2 separate regions of the Homo sapiens genome follow, and region 1 is linked to region 2. A link is an interaction called in ENCODE POLR2A ChIA-PET data of the cell type or tissue named here. Cell type or tissue: PC-9. All regions are shown on one strand. Links, peaks and the distances in the headings refer to the core of each region. The heading gives the core; the rest is flanking DNA.

Region 1 (7,748 bases), core at 1,803-5,802, 770 kb before region 2:
TAAATCCAGGCATTTACAGTGAACTGATCTTCAACAAAGTTGTCAAGAACACACAATGGGGAAAGGCCAGTCTGTTCAATAAATGGTTTTAGGACAACCAGATATCCATATACAGAAGAATGAAACTGAACTCTTATCTCACACTATATTTAAAAAATCAACTCAATATGGTTTAAAACCTTAAATATAACACCTGAAATGTAAAACTACCAAAAGAAAATGCACGAGGAAAGCTCTCTGGCATCAGACTAGGCAATGACTTTTTGAATATTATCCCAGAAGCACAGGCAACAAAAATGAAAATAGGCAAATGGAATTCTATCAAACTAAAAAGCTTCTGCACAGCAAAGGAAACAATCAACAGAGCAGAGAAACAACCTACTATATGCGAGAGAATATTTGCAAACCACACATCTGATAAGTGGTTAACATCCAAATACATAAAGAATTCAAACAACTCAATATTAAGAAAGCAAATAACCCAGTTACAAAAATGAGCAATGGGCCAGGCACCGTGGCTCGCACCTGTAATACTAGCACTTTATGAGGCCGAGGTGGGTGGATCACCTAAGATCAGGGATTAGAGACCAGCCTGGGCAACATGGTGAAACCCCATCTCTACTAAAAATACAAAAATTAGCTGGGTGTGGTGGTGCACCTCCTAATCCCAGCTACTTGAGAGGCTGAGGCACGAGAATCACTTGAACCCAGGAGGCGGAGGCTGCAGTGAGCCGAGATAGTGCCACTGCACTCCACCCTGGGTGACAGAGCAAGACTCTGTCTCAAAAAAAAAAAAAAAAAAAGACAAAAGCCAGTGCTAGCAAGAATGTGGATAAAAGGGAACCAGGGAAACTCTGTACACTGTTGGTGGGAATGTAAATTAGTACAGCTATTATGGAAAATGATATGGAGGTTCCTTAAACCAGAAGTACTATGTGTTCCAGCAATTCCACTTCGGGGTATATAGTCAAAGAAAATGAAATCAGTATGTCAAAGACATACCTGCACTCTCATGTTCCTTGCAGCACTATTCATAACAGCCAAGATATGCAATCAACAGACAGATGAATAAAGAAAATGTGGTATTTTTAAAAAGTGGTATACACATACAATGTAATCTATTCAGCCTTAAAAAATTGAGAAAATCCTGTCATTTGGGACAACATGGATGAACCTGGAGGACACTATTAAGCGAGGCACAGAAAGACATACTGCATTATGTCACTTATACGTGGAGTGGAAAAAAACTGAACTCAGAAATACGGAGAGTAAAATGGTGGTTGCCATGGCTGGTGGGGTTGAGGTGGGATGGAGAAAGGCGAGATGGTTAAAGGGTACAAAGTTCCAGTTAGAGAGAATGAATAAGTTCTGGAGATCTATTGTGCAGAATGGTGAAAATAGTTCATAATAATGTATTGCACACTTGAGAATTGCTAAGAGAGTAGATCTTAAATACTCTCACCACACAGACACAAAGATAACTATGGGAGGTGATAAATATGTGAATTAGCTGGATGGTAGTAATCACTACAAATATATACATATAATAAAACATCATATCATATACTGTAAATATACACAATTATTTGTCAACTACCTCCATAAAGCTGGAAAAAGAAAAGAAAAATTTAAAAAGTAAAAGAGAAGAAATGCCAAAATAGGGGTTAAAAAAAAAACAAACCAGTATCTTGCAACTGGAACATTTCCCTAATTTGCTAATTTTAACTCCCTGCTTCTCCTTTGTCACTAGCAGTAAAAACTCACAGAAATCGCAAACGGCAAAACTGCTGACTGGCAGAGGGGTGGGTGCAGGAGGTGGTGGTAGGGGAAGGAAGCTTTATCATGTCACCCCAGGGACTTTAGAAGGAAGAAATACCAATTGGCATAAGGATAGTAGCTGGGACCAGAGGGAAGGGAGAAACAGGCAGAAGCTGAGAGGCTAGGAAGAAAGGAAGAGAGGCTTTGAGAACCCACAGGGGGTGAGAACAAAGGTTTCCACCAGCCCTAACCCTGAACCCTAGGCCTCCTCATCCTTATCTACCTCACCCAGGGAGGCCTACAGCAGGAGGATCTGAGGCTGCTGGGACCCACCCACCTTGCCTGACCTCACTTCAGCAGGAAAAGCCATCCAGGGCCAAATGTGGACGAAGAAGGTCTGAGAACACAACCTACTGGGAAGCTGGACCTGCCTGTGTATGTGCTGACAACCTCCTAATTTTAAATGAATTCACTCACTCAGTGAGTTTTCTTTTCTTTTCTTTTTTTTGATTTCTTGTTTGTTTTTTTTTCTTTGTTTGAAACAGGGTCTAGCTCTGCTGCCCAGGCTAGAGTGCAGTAGTGTGATCATAACTCACTGTAGCCTCAAACTCCTAGCCTCAAGTGATCCTCCCACCTCAGCCTCCCAAGTAGCTGGGACTCCAGGTACACATCACCACACCTGGCTAATTTTTTTTTTTTTTTTTTGTGGTGGAAGACAGGGTCTTGCCATGTTGCCCAGGCTGGTCTCAAACTCCTGGGCTCAAGTGATCCTCCTGCCTGGGCCTCCCAAAGTGCTAGGATTACAGGCGTGAGCTACCACACCTGGCTCACTTAGTGATTTTTAAATAGGCACTTAAGCCTTTAAAAACAAAAGTGTGTGCAGGAAAAGAGTTGCAAAATGTCAGTCCCATTTTTTGGTCAAATCCCCGTACCTGTCAGCAATCACTATCTGCAGGGGAAAAAAAATAAATCTAGAATGAAAGTAACTTTGCTCCTCCTCTCCTCAACCTTATCAAATACAAACTCAGGCTCGTTGTGGCATATCCTTTTCTTTGATATATAAAATCATTTTCATAAAATCATGAGATTATAGCACCTTGGGGCTAGGATTGTTTTAAGATGAGCTAGTCAAGTTGCCTCTTTTTATAGATGAAAATGTAAGATAATGAGAGTATGTGACTTGAAACAAGGAGCCCTATCTACAAAAAAGAGGTCAGACGGGGTCCTGACCAGCAAGTGCCCACATGGGATACCTGCCTGGTGGTCCCTCTGCCATCTTGGATGTAGGGCTGGTGTGACCTGCTGAGCTCTAGGGTCCTCTGGAGATCTGTAACAGCCCCTTTATCAGAAAGGAATTTGAGGTCAAAGGCCTCACGTAGGACTCTGATCAAAGCCACATAATTTTTTTTTTTAGACAGAGTCTTGCTTTGTTGCCCAAGCTGGACTGCAGGGGCATGATCTTGGCTCACTGCAACCTTGCTTCCCAAGTTCAAGTGATTCTCCTGCCTCAGCCTCCTGAATAGCTGAGATTACAGGCATATGCCATCACGCCTGGCTAATTTTTGTATTTTTAATAGAGATAGGGTTTCAGCATGTTGGACAGGCTGGTCTTCTGACTTCGACTCCTGACTTCAAGTGATCTGCCCACTTCAGCCTCCCAAAGTGCTGGGATTATAGACGTGAGCCACCGTATCCAGCTTCAAAGCCACATACATTTGCAAACAACACTTTATAATTACCAGAGCCTCATCATGAGCTCTGGGAACTTGGGCTGGAGGTCCAGGGCTCAGGACAATAAGAGCTCCTCAATTCTGATGCAGATCAGACTGAGCTCTGGTCTTCTGGTCCACCAGCCTAAAAGCCCTTACTTAATTGGACACAATACCAAAGAAACTCAAAGGATGTGATAGTCACCTGGTATGAAAACATCATGAACAACTGTAAAACAATTTGTCATATAGCATTACTAACTGTTTCTGTTATTATTAAATATTCACATGGAAAAGTAAAGTCGTTTGTACTCAAAATGATTGCCCTAAAATTCAGTTGCTGTTGGGACACATTCAAATTCAAGAAACTCTGCACTTAACACACCCTAAACGCTGAGCACTGGACTGGGGGGATGCTAGAAATGCACAGGTGAATGACCTACCAGCCCTTGATGTCCAGGAACTCACAGTGTGCCGGGTACCAGGTACCAGACAGGTACTCCAGGATCCAAAACCACAGGCTGTGTGCTGGTATGTGTAATGTCAGACTCACTCCCTTTGGCATCTCTCCTCTCTCCACCTATTAATATTTCAGAGTTTGGACTTTGCTGGATGAGTCATTTGGCACCAATAAGCATTTTGAAAAGGAAGGAAGCAATGAATAAAAAACTAAACACACGGAGTTCACAAATGTCAGTGTTAGGTCTAGGTCATGGAAACAGGAACTAGCAGCCCAGATGATAGCCACATCTCATCTTCTTTGCTGTTTGCATAGTGACTATTCCCAGCTCGGTGGCAACTCCATGTATCTCTTTTGCCTCACGTCTCTGAAGCCCAGTGTTTACTGCAAACTGTAATCTAAAAATATGTTCTTCCAAAATTCACTGACTCACCCCTGTGTTTCATCAATCATTCAAGGAGCCACCGCATCCGGTTGATCACTCCTTTCAAGATGCAAGAAATGTTTATCCTAAGCCAACCCTTCCTGTCTGCAACCTCTAGCCCCAACAACCCAAGCCAGGCCCTCTGGTCTAAATTCCTGCCATAGCCTCCTGGCTGGCCTCCTTCCATTCAGCCTCTCTCCACTTCTGTACACCCCATGGGTCCAAGGTCAGACAACTACTACTAAAACATACATCTGCAGTTGGAATTTCCTGATCCAAAATATTCAGTAGGATAACAGAAGTGAATACAGAAGCTGAAATGGCCTTTCTGCCTTGAAGATGGCAATGCCCTGGAATGCTTCTCCCCACACCCTGAACCAGGCCCTCACATTTGTCACACAATGGACAAAAGAGTCCCAGTATAGACTCCAGCAACTAAATAGCCATATGTCTAAATGTTACCATGAAATGCAAATATGCCCTAGGAAGGTTCTATCCCAGCAGTTCTCATTCAAGACTGCCTTTATGAACATCAGACATCTGCACAACACTCAACAATACCAGCCTTACAGATCTGACTTCTATTTTTAAAACACCAATTCATATAATGGAGTGCTAGACAGCTATAAAGAAAGAATGAGCATGCTCTCTGTATTGACAGGAAGCTTACCCCAATACATCGCTAAGTTAAAAATAAAAAGCAAGATACATACTGTGTTTTGTGCTGCCTCTGAATAAAAATGAAAGAGGGATATTCGTAACATATCCATAGAAACCCTCAGGATACATAAGAAAGCTTATTAGCTTTATAATAGGAACTATATAGGCACAATTTATTTAGAAAAGGGGGTCACAGAAATATCCCACACTGATGGGCAACAAGAAAGAGAGGCTTCTCGCTTGATATGAGTTATACTTTTAAAAATTATGGGACTATATTACCTATCAAAAGGTATTTTTTTAAAGAGGCAATTGATTACCTCTATGTTCTTCTTCCAAAATCACCTAACTCTGTCTAATCACGGGAAAAAATCAGAAAATCCCAAGAGGGGGATGATCTACAAAATATCTGACCAGTGCTTCTTAAAACTGTCAAGGTCATAAAAAACAAGGAAAAGACTGAGAAACTGTCACAGCCATGGGAACCCAAGGTGACATGACAACTCAATGTATTGTGGTATCTTGGATGGGATCCTAGAACAGAAAAAGGACTTAGGTAAACACTAAAGAAATCTAAACTGATGGACTTTAGTTAATAATAACATATCAATATGGTTCATTAATTATAATAAAGGTACCATACTAATGTAAGATGTTAATAATAGGCAAAACTGGGTGTGAGGTAGATGGGAACTCTTTGCACTATCTTCTCAATTTTTCTGGAAATCTAAAACTGCTCTAAATTCTTTGAAGGCTTTTTTAAGGGCCAGGCACACTGGCTCACTTCTGTGATCCCAACAATTTGCAAGGACCAGGTGGGAGGAGCAGTTGAGCCCAGGAGTTCAAGCTACAGTGGGCCATGATCACGCTAATGCACTCCAACTTGGGTGACAGAGCGAGATTCTGTCTTTTTTTAAAAAATAAATAAATAAATAAAAGAGACACCGGGCACAGTGGCTCATGCCTGTAATCCCAACACTCTGGGAGGCTGAGGCAGGCAGATCACCTGAGGTCAGGAGTTCAAGACCAACCTGGCCTACATCGTGAAACCCTATCTTTACTAAAAATACAAAAAATTAGCCAGGCATGGTGGCACGTGCCTGTGATCCCAGCTACTTGGAAGGCTGAGGCATGAGAATGGCTTGAACCTAGGAGGCAGAGGTTGCAGTGAGTCAAGATCACACCACTGTACTCCAGCCTGGGCAACAGAGTGAGACTCCATCTCAAAATAAAATAAAAAAGAAAGGGAAAAAGAAAAGAAAAAGTACATATGTAAAAGTTTGTTTGTTTGTTTGTTTGTTTGAGACAGAGTCTCTGTCTCCCAGGCTAGAGTACGGTGGTGTGATCTCAGCTCACTGCAACCTCGGCCTCCAAAGTTCAAGCGATCCTCCTGCCTCAGCCTCCTGAGTAGCTGGGATTACAGGTGCACACCACCATGCCTGGCTAATTTTTGTATTTTTAGTAGAGACTGGATTTTGCCATGTTGGCCAGGGTGGTCTCGAACTCCTGACCTCAGGTAATCTGCCTGCCTCGGCCTCCCAAAGTGCTGGGATGATAGGTGTGAGCCACCCTGCCTGGCCAAATCTTTTAAATAAAGTTTTTCTAAGCCCATTAAAATCCTGGGGTGAGAGAAGGGATCATCTGAGTACCAAGCATTGTGGCTGTGTCAGGGACACAGGTAAATAAGACCAGGGCTATTAACCAGGTAGCAGGTGAGACAGACCAGCTGCAGCCCCCAGTCTCTCTAATGGAATGGGCCATGAAAGCAGGAGGAGGAGGAGATAGTTCTGCTCCACCCAGGGATGTAGGGAAGGAGAACAGGATATACTGGGTATAAAAGATCAGAGGACTTGTTCTGTCACTTATTGGTTATGTGACCTAGGGCAAGTCACTTAACCTTTCCAGGCCTCAGCTTCCTCATGCAAACAACTCAGGGAGTAGACCAAATGGCCTCCATACCAGCTCAAAAAATCCTAACACAAAGCCAGGAGTGGTGGCTCATGCCTGTAATCCCAGCACTTTGGGAGGCCAAGGTGGGCAGATCACCTGAGGTCAGGAGTTCAAGACCAGCCTGGCCAACATGGTGAAACCCCATCTCTACTAAAAATTAAAAAATAAGCCAGGTGCGGTGGTGTACGCCTGTAATCCCAGCTACTCGGGAGGCTGAGGCAGGAGAATCGCTTGAACCTGGGAGGCAGAGGTTGCGGTGACCAGAGATTGCACCACTGCACTCCAGCCTGGGCAACAGAGTGAGACTCCAATTAAAAAAAAAATCCTGACACATTCCAACAGAATCTCTTTCTCCCAGGATGTTTCTTCCTAACAAGCCGCATGCATAGTCCCTGACTTCAAAGCTAGCTGTGGAAGGCAACAGGGAGTTGAGGACGGGATGCATCGCCCTCTTCACCTCCCAATTACCAAGATTCAGGTTCATCCATTATTCATTCAACAAATATGTGCCTGGTGCTGTTGTAGGCATGGAGGATACAGAGATGAATAAAACCAACAAGACTCCCTTATTCACGGAGCTCACATCCTGGCTGGGGGAGAATTCTACTTAGGGGAAATAGTGAAGAAGATATGTAGTTACATTAGATGGTGGTGAGTGCTAAGGACAAAAATTAAAGAAGAAAAGCAGATAAAAAGAACTCGGGATATAGGGAGGAGGTTGCAGCTTTAGCTGGGAGCGGCCAGGGAAAACTTGGCTGAGCAGGAGATGCTAGAAAAAGGGTTGCAG
Region 2 (7,748 bases), core at 1,628-5,627:
CAGCCTGACTGGTGAGTCAGGCCTCCGGCATAAGAGTGGCGTCAGGAGGAGGGGGTGGGACCTTACCTGCCTCAGCTTGTTTCGGTTCCTTGACATTTTCTTCACTGTTGTGCAGAACCACACAGTCTGGGAGTTGGAGGAGCTGAAAGGAGACGTTAAGAGAAAGGGCTGCAAACGTAGGGGTGTTCAAGACATCCCCTTTGGGGGACAATGGGAAGCTCTCCTTTGTTTCTTCCCAAAAAGCCTAAGAATGTAACCCTGGACCAGGGGACTAGCTACGGAAATGGATAGGAAAGGGCAGGCTCACAAAGTGAGGGGAAAGGGAAAAAAAATCACAACATTATCAAAAACATCGTAGAGGGTGGACATTAGAAGCTATCCAAGGCCAACTTCTCATCTGAAGGAAGTAATGATTGCTAACATTTTGGGGGGCTTTCTTCATGCTAGGCTACTCTAATTGCTTTAAATTTATTAAGTCATTTAATCCCTCAAACAGCCACATGAACATTATTGGCCCCAGTTTATAGATGAGGCAATAGAGGTTAAGCAATCTGCATTTGCCTGAGGTCCCAGGTCGTGAATTGTGGGATCTGTCTACCCTTCACATTCGCAACTAAGTCAGCTAAGTCCCTTTGACCCAGTTCTCACATTCTTAAGAGCAGAAGGGCCATTTATAAGACAAGACCTTGGGGCCAGGGACAGTGGCTCATGCCTGTAATCCCAGCACTTTGGGAGGCCAAGGCAGGCGGATCACGTGAGGCCAGGAGTTCGAGAGCAGTGTGACCAACATGGTGAAACCTTGTCACTACTAAAAATACAAAAATTAGCCAGGCGTGGTGGCAAGTACCTGTAGTCCCAGCTACTCAGGAGGCTGAGGTACAAGAATTGCTTGAGCTGAGAGGTAGAAGTAGCAATGAGCCGAGATCGCACCATTGCACTCCAGCCTGGGTGACACAGAGAGACTTCATGTCAAAACAAAACAAAACAAAACAAAACAAAAAACAAAAAAATCAAAAGGAATAAAAGATAAGGCCTTGGGTAAGCATAGGCATAGATGTAGAATAAAGGTGACCAAAAATAAATAAATAAATAAATAAATAAATAAATAAATAAGTAAAAATAAAGAAAAAGAAAAGATAAGGCTTGGAGACACCTGCATTCTCCTCCAGCTGAGATACTGTCCACCCTCCAGGTCTGCTGGATCATGTGGCCACATGATGCCAACGTTGCTGGCAATGTCCATAAGGAAACCCTTTCTGAATATGATCCAGGAGACAGGCACCATCACCAGCCCCTGGCATGCAATAGCCAGAATGAAGATGCTGCTGGTCACTCTGGCCTGTGTGAAGCACACCAACTTCCTGTGGCTCATGTACATCAGCGAGGTGGTTGATGCCTGTCATCCCACACTTTAAGAGGCTAAGATGGGAGGATGATTTGAAGCCAGGAGTTCAAGACCAGCCTAGGCAATATAGCAAGATCTTATCTGTACAAAAAAAATTAAAAAATTACCTGGGCACTCTGGCATGTGCCTGTAGTCCCAGCTGCTTAGGAGGCTGAAGAAGGAGGGTCCCTTGAGCTCAGGAGTTCAAGGCTGCAGTGAGCCCCGATTGTTTCACTGCACTCTGGCAAGAGTGACAGAACAAAACCCTGTCAAAAAAAAAAAAAAAGACAAAACTCTGTCTTACTAATATTACTCTGCTTTTTTTTGAGACAGAGTCTCATGTTGTCACCCAGGCTGGAGTGCAGTGGCACAATCTCATCTCACTGCAACCTCTGCCTCCAGGTTCAAGTGATTCTTATGCATCAGCCTGCCAAGTAGCTGAGACTACAGGCACGCACTACCACGCCGGGCTAATTTTTGTATTTTAGTAGATACAGGGTTTCACAATGTTGTCCAGGCTGGTCTTGAACTCCTGGCCTCAAGTGATCTGCCCACCTTTGCCTCCCAAAATGCTGGGATCACAGGCATGACCCACTGCACCCAGCCTAATATGACTTTGGTTAAGAAAGAAAAGAAAGACCATGGTTATAGACTGAATATTTTTTCCCCTCCCCACAAATTCATGTTTGAAGCTCTAACCTTCAATGTGATGGTATTTGGAGATGGGGCCTTTGGGAGGTGAGCTTACTCACATATGTGCACTTTCTCTCTCTTTGCCATGTAAGAACACAGGAAAAAAGCAGCTGTTTGCGAGGAAGACAGCCCTCATCAGGAACTAAATCAGTTGGCACCTTGATCTCAGACTTCCAACCTCCAGAACTGCGAGAAATACATTTCTGTTGTTTAGGCCACCCATTCTGTAGTATTTTGTCATGGCAGCCCAAGCTGACTAATATAACTACCATTAACAGTCTGAAATTGGGCCAGGGACAGTGGCTCACACATGTAATCCTAGCACTCTGAGAGGTCAAGGTAGGAGGATACCTTGAGACCAGGTTCAACACCAGCCTGGGCAACATAGTGAGACCCACATCTCTATTTAAAAAAAACAAATCAAACAAACAAAAAGAATGGTCTGAAACTGGGGCTATCCAAGCTGAACATTGAAAGCACTATAGCTACAGCAAAGAAGTAGACTATTATTTAAGGCAATATTATGAGTTCAGTCTCTGCTTGGCTCAGAGAGGAACTGTAAACTCCTCTTTGCCATTGGTGGCCTTTAGGCCACACATCACTGGTGTTGGCAAGATTGCTTTCAAACAGATTCAAAATGGATTGCATATGATTCTAGAGGGTCTAGGGTCATTTAATAAAGGTGCTGCTATGCACATGCTTGAAGCTTGGTGAGTTGTTTCTTTAATTCTTATTTATAGCAGATGGTGAATAGGTCTTTGCTGAGAGCCTCATACATTTAAATGGGATGAGCAAAGTAGGTGAGGAAGATAGAGACCCTCATGTGATCACACTCGCCTCACTGGCTGGGACTCTCATCCTCAACATTTCCTTATGTTGAACAGAAATTCACTTTCTATGGATCAGGTCTGCATTTTGAAGGACACAGAGCAAAGGACCTTCTCTTCCCACTGACAAACCTTAGAATTCTGCTCTTAAGGCAAAAAAAAAAAAAAAAAAAAAAAAAAAAACGACCACCAAACTCATTCTCTCATATGCCAGTTTCCAGGCTCCCATCATCCTGATCAATCTGCTCTGATTTCCAACATTCTTTTAAAAATATGGCACTAGAAATGGAAAGCTCTTTTTTCCAGTGGCTCAGGAAAGACAGTCATGCTGCATGCATTATGTCTGAGCAAAGCAGAGGGAGAAAGAAATGGAGATGATTTTAAGGAAGTAAGCTGAAAGACTAAAAGACGGCATCAAAGGTGGCATTGAGAGTACAAAGAACTGGGAATCACGGCTCAGATGTAAGATGATTGGGGGCTTGCTATGTCTCCGAGTGGGAAACAGGAAATACAGACCGGGAGGAAGAATAAGAATTAGGATGAAAGGTATAATTTAAAGGGTCTTCAGCCTGGATATAGGAGGTGGTGGCGAATCCATTAAGGAATGGGGAAAACTCTTATCTGTGGAGTGTCTAGGATAGTCAGGCTGTATCAGATGTTTTCTTGGCATTAGCGTAATCTGATCTTCCCTACGATCTCATAAGGTAGGAATTAACTGCCCTCATGAGGAGGGTGAGGCTGATGAAAGTTAAGTAACTCACCCAGGGCCATCCAACTACTAAGTGGAAGGGCTGGGATTCCAACTTAAGGGAGTTCTCAGGGAGCGTAATGAGCACTTCAAGAACTTGTTCCCAAACCAGTGGTGTCAAGTAAAAATTGCAGAGGAGTGGCAATGTGCGAAGGTTTCCCAGGTGGCCTGGAGACTGCAGACTTAATGCTTATGAAATGGAAGTCTATAGTTTGTTGGTAGTCTGGATAACACAGTGTACAGTGGTTAGAAATATAGGTTTTAGAGAGACCTGACTACAAATCATAGCTCTCCCCCTTGCTTGTACGTTCATGGGCAAATTTTCCCACTTCTCTCTTAGTTCCTTCATCTATAAAATGCTCTTAATAATACCAGCATTGAAACATTGTTACAACTAAATGAGATCATCTATATAAGCAAAATGTATGTAAAGTGTATTTTATATATGAGAAGTGTTGAATGTATATGCATTCAACAAAGGGTAGCATTTAATTTTTTTTTTTTTTTTGAGGCAGAGTCCCGCTCTGTCACCCAGGCTGGAGTGCAGTGACATGATCTCAACTCACTGCAACCTCTGCCTCCCGGGTTCAAGCGATTCTCCTGCCTCAGCCTCCTGAGTAGCTGGGATTACAGGTGTGCACCATGCCTGGTTGATTTTGTATTTTTTTTTAGTAGAGACAGGGTTTCATCATATTGGCCAGGCTGGTCTCGAACTCCTGACCTCGTGATCTGCCCGCCTCGGCCTCCCAAAGTGCTAAGATTACAGGTGTGAGCCACTGCGCCTGGCCCAAGTGTAGCTATTTCTTCTGTGCAAATTATTCATTTTTCCCTGGCACTTGACCTCAAGTCTCTTTTTAAAATGAGTAATAGGTGTGGTGACATTATAATGTGTCACCTTGCCTAGATTGAACTACATTTCCCAAAATTCCCTTCCCGGCATGTTTCCAGTTAGGATGGTCTGCAGAGAGATTTTTGTGGGAGACTTTGAGGGCAGAAGTGAAGCAGCAGTCATTGTGTAGCTCACACACTTTGTCATTGAGTTGCTGGCCTGCTTCACTGGTGTGAGCCAAAGCCAGGCCTGCAGCTGCCTCTGACTTCTCCTCCAGCATCTCTGACTTCTGGGCTAGGTGTATGTGTTTAGCTCTGTGACGAAAGGTCTCAGCTTCAGCAGGATATCCACACCGTCAAGGTCAGAGCCACAAGGATTGACAGGGCTTGCATTCCCTCCCTGTGGTCCATGCTGGTTTTCTTCCATGTCACCTCCAGCTTTCCTCCAAATGGCCTGCCCTGAGGACTACGTGTCTTAGTGAGGGTTGCCAGATTTAGCAACTAAAAATCTGGATGGCCAGGCAAATTTGAATTTCAGTTTAACATGAAATAATTTTTTAGGGTAAGTATGTTTCTCTGAAATTCAAATTTGACTTGGTATCCTTTTTTTTTTTTCTGTCTTCCCTAAATCTGGCCACCCTAAGAGAATAAGAGAATAAGCATCTTGAAAAAGGTAAGCTTGCTGGGCAGAACTTAGTTGAGGCTGGTGACTGAATTTATGATACCAACTAATACCCAGCCAAGTGCTTTTCTCAAGCAGGGCTTAGCTGCCAAGGTGTAAGTAAGGCAGAGGCAGAGCGCTGGGTTTATCCACAGGTGGGATTTTGCCAGTTAAGACACACAAGAGAATTTGCGGCAGGGTTTCCAAACTTGAGTTTGCAACTGCATCACCTGGAGGACTCCTTAAAACAGATTTCTTAAAACAGCTAAAATTATTTTTTTTTCAGACAGAGTCCCGCTCTGTTGTCCAGTCTGGATTGCAGTGGCGTGATCTCGGCTCACTGCAACCTCCACCTTCTGGGTCCAAGTGAACCTCCTGCTGAAATTATAGGCACCCACCACTACGTCTGGATTAGTTTTTCTTGTATTTTTTGTAGAGATGGGGTTTCACCATGTTGGCCAGGCTGATCTCGAACTCCTGACCTCAAGTGATCTGCCCGCCCCAGCCTCCCAAAGTGCTGGGATTACAGGCATGAGCCACCGCGCCTGGCCTTAAAACAGAAGTTTTGATTCAGTGGGCATAGGGTGGTGCCCAAGAATTTGCATTTTCAATGCAACTGGTCCAGGGACCACACTTTGAGACTCCCAGGGGTAGACTGAAATGGGGGGACTTCAGTATCTAAAATAGCTAAGGGGAGACAGTAAGGCTTGGAGGAGGCTGATGGGGCACATGGGCTATGTGATTGGGAGTACATATGCTTCTTGTCTTCACAGTGAGCAGAAGATTGTGCTGGTGAACTTTGAGGGGTTTTGTGTTTCCTCCTCTCTATCTTTTCTTTCCTCTGTCCTAATTTTGGATTCTGTCCTTCCTCTAATACTGGCATCTGCCTCCCTTTTAACCAGGCAATTTTTGAGAACGCTGGTGTCATAAAACTGTTGTCTCTTCTGATTTGTGAGAAGCTAGGCATCAAAACAAGTGAAGGTGGCCGGGCATGGTGGCTCATGCCTATAATCCCAGCAATTTGTGAGGCCAAGGTGGGTGGATCCCTTGAGGTCAGGAGTTCAAGACCAGTCTGGCCAACATGGCAAAACCGCATCTCTACTAAAAATACAAAAATTAGCCAGGCATGGTGGCATATGCCTGTAATCTCAGCCACTCGGCAGGCTGAGGCCTAAGAATCGCTTGATCCTGGGAGGCAGAGGTTGCAGTGAGCCAAGATCATGCCACTGCACTCCAGCCTGGGTGACAGAGCTAGACTCCATCTCACAAAACAAAACAAAACAAAACAAGTAAAGGTAACGAGGCCACAACTGGTAATGACTGCTCTGGAAAAAGCATCCAAATTATTACTATTTTTTTCTTTCTTCTGAGAAAGGGACTAGGAGTTGAAAGGGCAAAGAAGGACGGTGCAAAGAAAGGCAAAGAAAGGTGCAAAGAAGGGCAAAGAAAGACGTGGTGGCTCATGCCTGAAATCCCAGCACTTTGGGAGTCCAAGGTGGATGAATCACCTGAGGTCAGAAGTTCAAGACCAGCCTGGCCAACATGGTGAAACCCCGTCTCTACTAAAAATATAGAAATTAGCCAGGTGTGGTGTCAGGCGCCTGTAATCCCAGGTACTTGGGAGGCTGAGGCAGGAGAACCGCTTGAACCTGGGAGGCAGAGGTTGCAGTAAGCCAAGATTGCACCACTACACATGGGCAACAGAGTGAGACTCTGTCTAAAAAAAAAAAAGAAAGGGCAAAGAAGGAAAACAGAGAAAGGAGAAAGGAAGCCAGGCTGTTGTTGCTAGGTGAAGATCTTCAGAAGCCAAAATATTCCCCTTAGGAATCTTCATTGCCAAGTCCTTTCTAAATCTTTGGTTATTTCATGGAACAACTCATTTTGTCCAGTTCTCAAAGGAATTTGGCCTTAAGTGCAAAGGACCTAAACTTTATTAAGTATATACTATATGATAGTTGCTGACTGTTACTTTCCATGGGAAATAGATGTGCAAAATATGAAAAGTGTTCCATTTAAGTATGTAATTTTTATTTCTTTATGCTTTTATGTATCTTCTAAATTTTCTACAAGTATGATTTTCCTTTACTTATTTTAAACTTTTATTTTGAAATAACTTCAAATTTACAGAAGAGTTACAAAGGTAGTACTGACAATTCTTGCATATATCCTTTACTTTGACATCTTACATAACCATGGTACATTTATGAAAACCAAGAAATTAACATCTGTACAATACTATTAACTAAACTACAGATCTTGCTTGGATTTCACCAGTTTTTCCACTTATATCCTTTTTCTGTTCCAAGATCCATTTCAGGATAGCACATTGTAATTAGTGAATTTCTTCTATAATTAAAAAAAAAAGGCGTATGTCTTCTCCCTTTCTATCAGGGCATTCCTTGCTGTTTTAGCAAAGGAATAAAGAGGAAAGTGTCTTTTATTGACCATGGAGTACAGGGGATACATGGAGATAGACATCTCTTCGGTAAACCAAAAAGGAAGTAGGAGGAATTTTAAATAAGTATCATGAAAAATCCACATAAAGTCTAATAATATACACACAAAAAATACTTATGGCCCTATGGTAGGTGGGAAAAAAAGATAAAA

Evidence for each region. ChIA-PET counts read pairs that join two places held together with the same protein. Peaks named below come from ENCODE experiments on the same cell type or tissue, not always from the same donor. Only the 100,000 strongest peaks of a DNase experiment are listed, where the experiment ranks them.
Region 1: POLR2A ChIA-PET joins it to region 2 with 11 read pairs; 1 of 35 experiments calls an interaction of 5 or more read pairs at or near these places.

What each region holds. Positions count from the first base shown.
Region 1 is chr3:124,874,693-124,882,440 of GRCh38, forward strand. All of the region lies in intron 1 of ITGB5 (integrin subunit beta 5), which reads right to left. Among named protein-coding and RNA genes, the nearest start is that of ITGB5, 8.8 kb to the right of the region's middle. In PC-9, for the core only: no CTCF peak of the experiment used is centred there; a DNase peak (open chromatin) is centred at 4,219; H3K4me3 peaks cover 482 bases; H3K27ac peaks cover 3,296 bases.
Region 2 is chr3:125,647,771-125,655,518 of GRCh38, forward strand. No RefSeq gene overlaps it. Among named protein-coding and RNA genes, the nearest start is that of OSBPL11, 56 kb to the left of the region's middle. In PC-9, for the core only: no CTCF peak of the experiment used is centred there; a DNase peak (open chromatin) is centred at 3,661; H3K27ac peaks cover 791 bases.